Regions from separate parts of the Mus musculus genome. Here region 1 is linked to region 2. A link is a loop called in an ENCODE intact Hi-C map of the cell type or tissue named here. Cell type or tissue: left cerebral cortex. All regions are shown on one strand.

Region 1 (5,000 bases), 190 kb before region 2:
GATGTCCCCTGCCTAAGCCGCACAGGCTCCAAGAGTCCACAAAAACTCCACTGAGTTTCCAACAAAAGAGCCAAGTTCATGAACAGACATGAGCAGGTGCTAAGGACCGCGCGTGCAGTTTCTGGGTCAGCAGAACGGCGGATACGTGATCCCCGCACACGATCTATCCAAGTGAATGATCTGCAGCAGTATCTGATGTCCATGCTTTGCCAGAAGATACACGATGTTCCCCTAAAGTCCCCTAAGGGAATAGTGTTGTGCAGGGTGAGTTCCTCTGGTTTTCCTTCACAGTCTGGGGTCTCTCCTCCCTGTGGGCGGAGAGGCTCTCCACCCTGGGAGCCTTCCAGTCGCCTCATCAGGCTGCAGGAGCCCTTGCAGATCCAATCCTTTCTCACCCACTGGTTCTACTTCCTCTTTTCACAGCAGACTGTGTGGTCACAATTGTATGATAGTTCTCTGTTGCTTTCTATTATCACCTCCCTGAGGACAGTGCAAATGTTGGGTAATTGATAAGGCTGGAGGAGACCCTCCTGCTTGTTCTGAGGACCAGTCTGCTCCACAGGCGTTAATCCATGGGGGGAAAAATAAGGAAACACAAGGGAGCAGTAGGCAAACCAAACTCCCCTGTTATTTTGTGACTAGCTCCCAATCACTCTCTTAACTGCATATTCTCTAATGTGGTGGTGTGAATGAAAATGGCCCCTTCAGACTCATCTATTTGAATGCTTAGTCACTGGGGAGCAGCACTGCTTAGAAGGATTGGGAGGTGTGTCCTTGTTGGGGTGGGTGTGGTCTTGTTGGGGGAAGTATTGGAAGAGGGCGTGGCTTTGAGATTTCAAAAGCCTAAACCAGGGTTAAGAGCACTGTCTGGTCTTCCTAGAGGTCCTGAGTTCAATTCCCAGCACCCACATGGTGGCTCAGAGCCATCTATAATGAGATCTGGTGCCCCCTTCTGGCCTGCAGGCATACATGCAGGCAGAATGCGGTATACATAATTATAAATAAGTAAATCTTGAGAGAGAGAGAGAGAGAGAGAGAGAGAGAGAGAGAGAGAGAGAGAGAGACTAGGCCCCTCACTGCCTACAGGTCCTGATGTAGGCCACTCAGCTATTTCACCATGTCTGTCAGAAGTTTTGTCCATTGTCATTATGTAAGTCAGCCCCAAATAAATGTTTCCCTTTATAAGAGTTGCCACAGTCACGGAGTCTTGCCAGGCTGCACGTCTGCCTCGCTGGGGTGCAGGGAGCGCCAGCAGAGAGCTCAGAGGAGACAAAACAGAGTCTGTAATGGGGGCCCTCAGTCTGTGTTTTCCTGGAGTGGGAAACAGCGGAGCCTGGGGCGATTGCTGTGGTTCCGTCTCCTGTGTACCCGGGGCAGCTGGCGTACCACCCAGAGTTGGGAACGGGGTCCCAGGTCTGCGCTTCCCTTTGCTCGCCAGGCTACATGGGATGCTGAGGCAGGAGGATTAATTGAGGACACAAATTCCAGACCATCGTGGGTAATGAAATGAGTTCCTATCTTGAAAAGAAGGGGGAATGAGAGGGAGAGAAATGACTCTAAAATTATATGCAGAGCTATGTACGGTGGAACACTTGTAATCCCAGCACTTGGGAGGCAGAGGCTGAGAGGCTGCTGAGCGTTGCTGGCTACTCTGTTCAATATAGAACATTCCAGGCCAGCTGGGGGTACAAGCAGACCCCTGAGCAGATGTCGCCATCAGTCTTCATCCACATCATCATCTTTACTCATTACTGAAATTCTCCCTCTTTTGCACTCCTTAGATTTTTACTTCAGGCAAATGCCTCTCTTGTCTCCCCTCCCCCGATCCTGACCCTGATAAGATTTAGTTAGTTCAATATAAACCTGGTTAGTTCACCCAATTCACCTAAAGAACTGTCTTTTTTAAAAAGTTCAGACAGTCTAGGAGTAATCTAAAAGATTCAAAGCCTATTTGTTTTAAATATAGAATGGAGATACTATTAAAAGAATCGGAAGAGATGACAAACAAACAAACCAAAACAAACCAAATTTGAGAAGTAATTCAAATTCATGGTATTCTAACAGAGCCAAGGTACTTCACCTTGCCAGCCACCAGATGTCGCTGTACACTCCCTGCAGATCTCATAAGGGAAATCGCTATTAAGCCTAAGACCTAAGAAACAGCCTAAAAAAATAAAATAAATAAAATAAAATAAAATAAAATAAAACCTGCCACCTAGTCGCTTGAAATAGTATGTCTATAGCAAGCCATCCATTTATCTAGGATTTCTGGCTAATAGTCAAATGTTTACATCAATAAAATCTCTCAATTGATTTAAGCAAAGAAATAGACTGGAGTCTATTTGTCCTAATCAATGTTTTCTAGAACATTCGTGCTTTCTCTTTCCTGCTCCTCAGCCAGATCAATGTCTACAAAAGCACGATTTTGTTAGACCAGAACAGAATGTTCCAGAAGAGCAGCAGAGGAACAATTAGTGTTCCCTGCTTTGGAGGACTGACTGTATCTCACCCACTTCTTTAAGGTGGGATTTAAATGTAGTGTGTGTGTGTGTGTGTGTATTTTATGTGTGTATGGTGTATGTGTGTGGTATATATATATGGTGTGTGTATGTATGGTGTGTGTGTATGTATGGTGTGTGTGTATGTATGGTGTGTGTGTGGTATGTATGTATGTATGTATGTATGTCCACTTTTAGGTCAGTGTGGCTTAGCAGATGCCTCTGAATTGAAATAATCTCTTCAGAAGAGAGAGGAAGACTAAGGAGACTCTGGAGACTGAAAGAATCCTTCAACATGTCTGGTAGAATAGAAACTTGGAAGGCTCTGGAAGGCTCCTTCCCAGGTTTATAAAAGCAGTAAGCAACTGCTGGGGTAGAAGACGCTGAGCATCCAACCAAGCTCCAGAGGGGTTTCTCAGGCCTGTCATGCTGTCTGCAGGCTGTGCAGTGTCCAGGCTCGCCGCCTTTATGGGTCGCCGACCTTGCTGGGATGGAATCTCCAGTGCTCTGCTGCCTTTTCGAGTCATCTCTCTTCCTTAAGAAACCCCTCACCCACACTCCTGTGAACAACCTCGGTAAAAACTCATGGTTTCACTGGATGTTACTCGGTCGTCTCTCATGGTTCCCCTCTGTACCGTGAGTAAACTTATATGTGTGTGTCGGACACGTGGAGGAAACTCACACAACAGTGGGCTCCGGGGATTGAACTCAGTCTCCAGGCTTGTCCAGTTAATGCCTTTACCCACTGAGTCATTCTGTTTCCAGCTCTAGGGTGGGGAAATACTAAGTGAAACATCTGCCTGGTAAAATGTATGACATGCTTCTGCAAAGGGCCGAACACACGTGCTGGGGTAGTTGTGCTGACCCCAAGTGTGATGACAAGTAGGCTCGCCATCATTTCTCTCACACTCTCATCCAGCCTCTACAAGACGCAGCAGCTCACCTAACACTGTCTCCCTGACCTGGCACTTTCTGCATCCATCCTGTAAGCAAGCCCTTCCTCAGTCAACAGCCTTGTGGTTGTTCGGATGAGACTCTTCTCCATAGGCTTGAACACTTTGTCCCCAGTTAGTAGAACTGTGTTGGAGAAGTGTCACCGGAGGGGGGGACTTTGAGGTTTCAAAAGACTCACACCATTCCCAGTGTCTATCTCTGTCTTCCTTGTGTATGTGGATCAAGATGTGAGTTCTCAGCTGCTGCTCTGATACCATGCCTGCTGCCACGCTCCCCGCCATGATGGTCATGAACTAGATCTACCACCTTCTGGAATCATGAGGCCCAGTTAAATGCTTTCTTCTAGAAGTTGCCTTGGTCATGGTGTCTTTTCACAGCAATAGAAAAGTAACTAAGACAACCCTTCCTTGCAAGGGCTCTTGGGAAATGGTAACAGCAGTGTTCCTTCTGTTTCTTCTCCAGTTTGCCGGAGCCAGTGTCTCTTCATGCTTTCAAAATCGCTGTTCCCAAAGTGAACCACTGGTCCTGGCCATAGAATACTTGCTAGGGCTTCATAAGCCTACAAAGAGAACCTGACAGAAACTATCCTTGCATAGCGGTTTCTCTGGGTTTCCATGGCAGTAAAGTCTCTTCTGTTTTTTTTTTTTTTTTTTTTTTTTTTTTTTTTTTTTCCCTGTCTCTTCTGGGTCTTTATGATCTTTTGATGTTGGGTTTCTCAGGATTGAGTCCCAGGCCCTCCTCTCAAAGTGCGCTCATAGAAACTCTTAGCAGTTATGAGGGGACACGCAGACAGAGGGAAGAGCATAAGAACAAACTCCAAGGTGACAGATCACTGGCATGATTTTTCAACCCTTGATGGTAGCACTTTAAAAACTAATTTTATACCATTATTTCTACAATTATGATAGGTGGTATCTTCTCTCAGCCTTTTATGATGTCTCATTCATTTAAGGTTCAATGTGCACATGTTGCTATTTTAGCTAAATAGAATGTGAGGCTTCTCCTCACATTTCGCCTAAGGGTAAATTAATTTTTAAAAAAATCTTAAATTTCACTTTCCTACTTATACGTGTACTGTGTATGTGAAAAAAAAATACTGCTTCAAGGAAAACAATTGCTTAATAAATGAATGAGAAAGCCCTGTTGGTCTTGTAGCAGACACGTCATTTCCTGTCAATTCAAATTTAAGTTCCTTTTTCCCAGAATGCACTTCCCCAGACTCTGATGCTGACTTTTGGGGGGTTGGGGGGGGGGTTGCTGTTTTCCACCATAATCTTTCTACCGCTGTGAAGTTTCCAGAGTTACAGCAGCTGCAGGAAGCAGGTGTGTAGAGTTGTAGCACGTCCACACCACAGGGCAGGGGTGGGGCATCTCTTCCTGTGAGCCCATAAAAGCAGTAGTGGGGAGTTCCGTGAAAAGTCAGCGCTGATGCTGATGACGTCACTGCTCGGGCCCTCTGCTGCCCTCTGCAGGACAGGAACTCTCAGGACTAAGAAGGGTTGGGATGCGTGCTGTTTCCTTGAAGGAACAATCAAGAGAGGGACCCGA
Region 2 (5,000 bases):
GGGAACTTAAGAGATATATGTTGAGACTCACTGCTCAGCCTGACAGTTGGCTCTGCCTCAAACTTACATGATTCTACATAGGAAAAGCTAAAGGGAAGGCCGAGAAGATAGGCAGGCACTTACTTTCTAAAATTCTAGCTGATTAATAAACAGTTCTGCCGGGCATGATGGCGCACGCCTTTAATCCCAGCACTCGGGAGGCAGAGGCTGGGGGATTTCTGAGTTCGAGGCCAGCCTGGTCTACAGAGTGAGTTCTAGGAGAGCAGGGCTACATAGAGAAACCCTGTCTCGAAAAACCAAAAATAAATAAATAAATAAAAAGTAAACGGTTCTGCTGGGTATAGTTAATCATACCTTTAAAACACTTGAGAAGCAGGAGCAGGTGGATATTTGAGTTGAGGCCAACCAGGAATATATATGGAGAACATACCTCAAAAAAATAAAAAATAAAAATAAAAAAGTTTCCTCTGCATATCAAAAGACTCAGAGAAACAGGATTAAATCATGGCATTTTAAAAGAAAAATTTCTTTTTTAAAACACACCTACGTTGATAGGAGTTAGCCTCTAATTGTGTATAAGATAAATGCCTTTACCATGACTTAAGCCGGTTTTCCTATTACGTTCAGTACTGCCACTTGACAGCGACTAAAGCCAACAGGTGAACAGAAAGCTCTGAGAGTACAGTACACTGATCTGCAGGAAACAGGGGTCTGTTACTGCTTTCCAGGTTGAGTTTGTTGTTGCTGCTGCTGCTGCTGTTTTGGTTTGTTTTCCTCATTAACTAAATCGCTGTCTCTCTGCAGAAGAGCAGCAGCCATTTCTTTCTAATTCTTCCCAATACCTCCACCATGTAGCACACACACACCCCCATCTCCGCAGAACATTTAAATAATACGTTGGCATAGTAACTGAAAATTGACTGACCTTTAACCAAAACAAAACAAAACAAAAATCGGCTGAAAGAAAACTGAACCACACTTATCAACACACAAAAACGCATTGTTATGTTTCGTAAAAATTATTTTTGTGAAAACTGAACCACTGGAGTTCGAACGAGTTGCATCTGAGAGCTAATTTGAAGGCCAACCGTAGAAGTGATTTTTTTTTTTAAGGAAAGAAAAGGCGAATGGTGCTATCGAAGGGTACTGTATTAAAAAGAAATAAATTAACTGGGGGCGGAGAGGCAGCTGCAAATCAGTCATTGTTTTCTGAAAGGCCAGGTTATCTCCGGGATTTTTTTTCCCCCCCTCGGAGGCTCAACCAATCCCCACCTTTTCTGAGTTAACCAGTCTCCAGGCAAGCCGCGCTTCTTGATTGGCTCGGAGACACCGAGTAGAAAAAGCAGCCAATCCTTCGCAAGCCAGACCTGTGCTATGGAGACGTTACAACCACTGCATGGCAAGAGTGTGTACAAACCTGTCGGTACAGCAAGGCCACCTCCCACTCCTAAAGACATGTGCGGAAGGATTCCCTAAAGCCAGCGGGCCCTGCCTCCGATCTGGCTGGCATCGAGTTAAAAAAAAAATTCTTCCCGCTCTCTTTTTGGGGCAGGAATAAAGAAAGTGTTGTAACCAAAAGCGCGAGCGGGATAAACTGCCCCGCGGTCTGACTCCGTCTCTCGAAGCCCGGTTTTCGGAGAGCGAGAGGGAAAGTTACGGATGGGAAGGGGTGAGGGTCGCGGGCGCACCCGCCCGGAGGGAGGCCAGCCTGCCGGTGTGGAGTGAGCTTGCGAGCGAGCGTGCGTGCGTGTGGTTTGGAAGTGAGTAAATAAACAGCTCTACGGGCACTACCAGCCCGGGCAGGCGGCCCAAGTTCCCACAAGGCTCGGCCTGGGAAAACGGCGGGGCGCTCGCAGGGGCGCGAGGTCAAGTCGGGGCGGGAAGGCACCCGGAGAATCCGGGGGCGGGAGGGGTGTGTCGGGGCCTGGAGGCCCGCCAGGCGCTGGAGGAGCTGCCGGGGAAGCTGCCGCGGCGCCCGCCTTCGCTCGGCCTCGGGCCCCGCGCCAGGGCCCGCCTCCCGCGACGCCTCACTCCCCTTCCGCCCGCCCGCCCGCCCGGCCCGTGCCTGCCCGGGGTTGCCGCGTCTCTCGCTCGCCGCCCGCCTCGGGCCCTCCTCCTCTGGGACTCCGCGCTCCCGGGATCCCCTCCCGCTCTTTTCCTCCCCGAGTCCCGCCGCCCGCCTCGCCAACCTCCGCCTTTACCTGCTGCGGGAGCGGGGCGTCGAAGCCCCCGGGCCGTGTCGTCGAGTAAGCGCCGCGGGTCCGCAACCCTTTCCCGCCGCCGCCAGCCACTACGCTCTCCGGCGCGGCGCGGCGCGGCGCGGGGCTGGCGAGCAGCTGTGTCCGCGGGGCGGGGGTGGGGGAGACGCAGCGAGCGTGCGGAGCGAGGACACACTGCCGCTCTCCGTCCGACCGGGGAAGAGCAGCCGCGCAGGAGCCCGCCGCGAGAGGGCGGGTGGGCGGCCGCGTGGGGAGGGGTCTCGCGGCCGCCGCAATGGCTGCCACGTAGCCAGGTGGATCTCCGCCCCCGCCCCGGGGCCGCGACCTCTGCTGCTCCGCACACCCCCCACCCACCCACCCCGGGCTCTCCAGGATGCGTCGGCCCGCGCCCGCCACGGCGCCGGCCCGGAGACCCGAGCCCACCGGTGCTGGCGCCTCGCTGGCTCCGTTACGAGAAGTGAGTCCCGGGCCTGGCGGGAGGCGCAGCCCGGGACCCGCGGGGCCCCCCGAGGCTCTCCCGGAAGCTTGCGGCCCGCCGCTGTCCCCCGAGGGCTCCGGGGAAAGGCAGGCGCTGGGACCCCCCCTACTGCTGCCCGTGTAAGCGCCCCGGTGAGCCGCGGCCGGGTCTAACCCTCACCTCTCTCCCGAGCCCGAAAAGCAAAACAAGGTCGTTCTGGCCCTGGGCAGCGAGGGAGGAACTAGGAGCTGGGGCGGGCGGGACTGCAGCTGCGAGGTCGGCGGGGCGAGGCGATGGGCCCCGCGCTGTCCCCCACGGGGGCCCGCTCACTCGGGGCGGACGGGCGGCGGCGCCCCGCGGGAACAAAGGGCCCCGCGGCCCCAGCAACCGGGACGGAGGCTGCCGGGATCCAGCCCGCGCCGCCAACGTGCGGTCGGAACCCGCTGGCCTGAGCCCAAAAGAGCTGCGGCCTTTGCCAGTGTGGAGCTGGAGTTTTCAGGTGCCAAGAAAAAGCAACAGTGTTCCCTTTCCCTGTTAACGATCCTGGATGATTAGCCCGTCCCCTAAGCCCGCTCCATGTTTTTCCTTGTTGGACTCTGACTTCCTTGCTTAATTTGTTCTGTCCTGACATGAAACGATCAGAGTACAAAAGTGTGTGTCTCTCTCTAGCCTTCTGATTAATGATGCTACTGGTCGTTTCGGAGTTTTTAGTTTTGTTCTTTTTGTTTTTGTGTCTGTTTTCTCCTGGACTTTCCTCTCTCTTTGCAATTACTTTGTATTTTTCACTGCCCCCCCCCCCCGTAGTAAAATAACCTCTTGATATTCATCCACATCAGAGAGACAGATTATCTGTCAATTGTTATGGCAATTATTTAAACTGAATGTAGATTTGGAAAGAATACAAGTGAAAAAAATCCCTTTAGATCTGGCTTGAACATTCTCACACTCAATGAGCAAATGGTCTAGTGGGGTTTTTTCTAGAAACTGGTGTATTTAAGCAAAGAAACTAGTGTACTTAAGCAAATAAATGTTCTAATGAAATCTCCCACACAGAAAAGAATATGAATGGATGTGTTTTTTATTTTCTTTGTCTTTTTAGAGATCTCTTGAGTTTCAGTGTTTAAAAATATATACTATACAAACATCTTTATTAAGGCTTATTCTAAATATGGTAAACAAAAGAAATTTAATAGTCTACAATCCCGAGCGTAAGTAGCTACTGCTGAGAACCTAACATTAATCTGTTTCTAAGCAGCTATTAGGAGCCTAATAACTGTAATATATGCCACTTTTGAAATGAAAGAAACTTAGTAATTATAGACTTCAAACAAACCTAGCAAATTTATATTAATTTTGTTCATCTGAAATATGTTCAACGTGATAATAAAAACTTGTATTTAAGTTCTTGAATTTCTTTTGAACATCTGTTAAGGATTTATCACATCTTAAGTCCAAATAATAAAAGGGGGGAATTCTTAAACATTAGAAAATATATTTCAAGGGACAGCACCACCCAATCTGAATTACTTTTGCTTACTATGTCAAAAGAAAAGTATCAAACCCATAAAATTCTCACAGATGTAAAGAACAAAGCCATCTTTACCAGTGTGCACAATGCCAGGCTTGCTTTATGAATACTTCCAAGGACTCCTCTTTCCTTATTGGCTCACATTCTAAGCCAATAGGAAAAGTACAACACATCTTTCAAAGGAGGAGACAGCATTGGAATAAATGGATTGTTTATCACATTCATTCTCTCTCCAGCTTAGGTCCTGTAGTTTCAAAGGAGACATGTAAGAGTCTGAATTACTGAGTCTCCAGACAGGGGTGCTACTTCTCAGGGGTGCAACTCCACCTCTGCAGTCTTCCAGTTGACTAGAGTATAATTGGTTATAATTAATTGTGTGAAAGTAGTATTTAAAATACCAGATGAATATGTAGAATGGCAAAATGCTACCAGCTAATACTTTTAATAATGAGGTGACTACTCAAATTTTAGTTAAAAAACTGGCCCTTAAAGGAACTAGAGATTTGTAAATGTTTTCAGAACATTTGGAACATATTTATTGTATAAATTATAAAGCTGTTTGTTTATATTTGCATTTGGAGCCTAAGTATGATTTCATTGCCACAAAAAGTAATGTATGGCACCTTTATTTCCCTCTGCTTAATTCTAGATTTTACAGATGTATGATCTCTTACTGGATTACCAACTCCTGGAAGATAGGTTGTTTCCTGCTCAGCCTTGTATTCCTCACTGCCAAATTCAGAAACTTGTACAAAAGAAGCAGTGTGCTATGTTAAAGATGGGATAAACAGGGATA

What was found. A loop is a pair of places that touch in the nucleus more often than their neighbours do. Peaks named below come from ENCODE experiments on the same cell type or tissue, not always from the same donor. Only the 100,000 strongest peaks of a DNase experiment are listed, where the experiment ranks them.
Region 1: a loop joins it to region 2, with 2.7 times the contacts of the local background. A loop is called at or near these places in 8 of 42 quality-filtered maps.

The regions. Positions count from the first base shown.
Region 1 is chr5:65,955,893-65,960,892 of GRCm38, reverse strand. It overlaps a transcript of Chrna9 not described here. Among named protein-coding and RNA genes, the nearest start is that of 4930480C01Rik, 7.0 kb to the right of the region's middle. In left cerebral cortex, CTCF peaks have their summits at 959 (motif pointing left), 2,086 (motif pointing right) and 4,919 (motif pointing left); DNase peaks (open chromatin) are centred at 2,078 and 4,904; H3K4me3 peaks cover 363 bases.
Region 2 is chr5:65,761,447-65,766,446 of GRCm38, reverse strand. It overlaps N4bp2 (NEDD4 binding protein 2), which reads right to left and starts at 2,926. Exons shown (of 20, transcript NM_001024917.1): 1 at 2,857-2,926. In left cerebral cortex, a CTCF peak has its summit at 2,425; DNase peaks (open chromatin) are centred at 1,347, 2,040, 2,358 and 3,068; H3K4me3 peaks cover 3,359 bases; H3K27ac peaks cover 2,513 bases.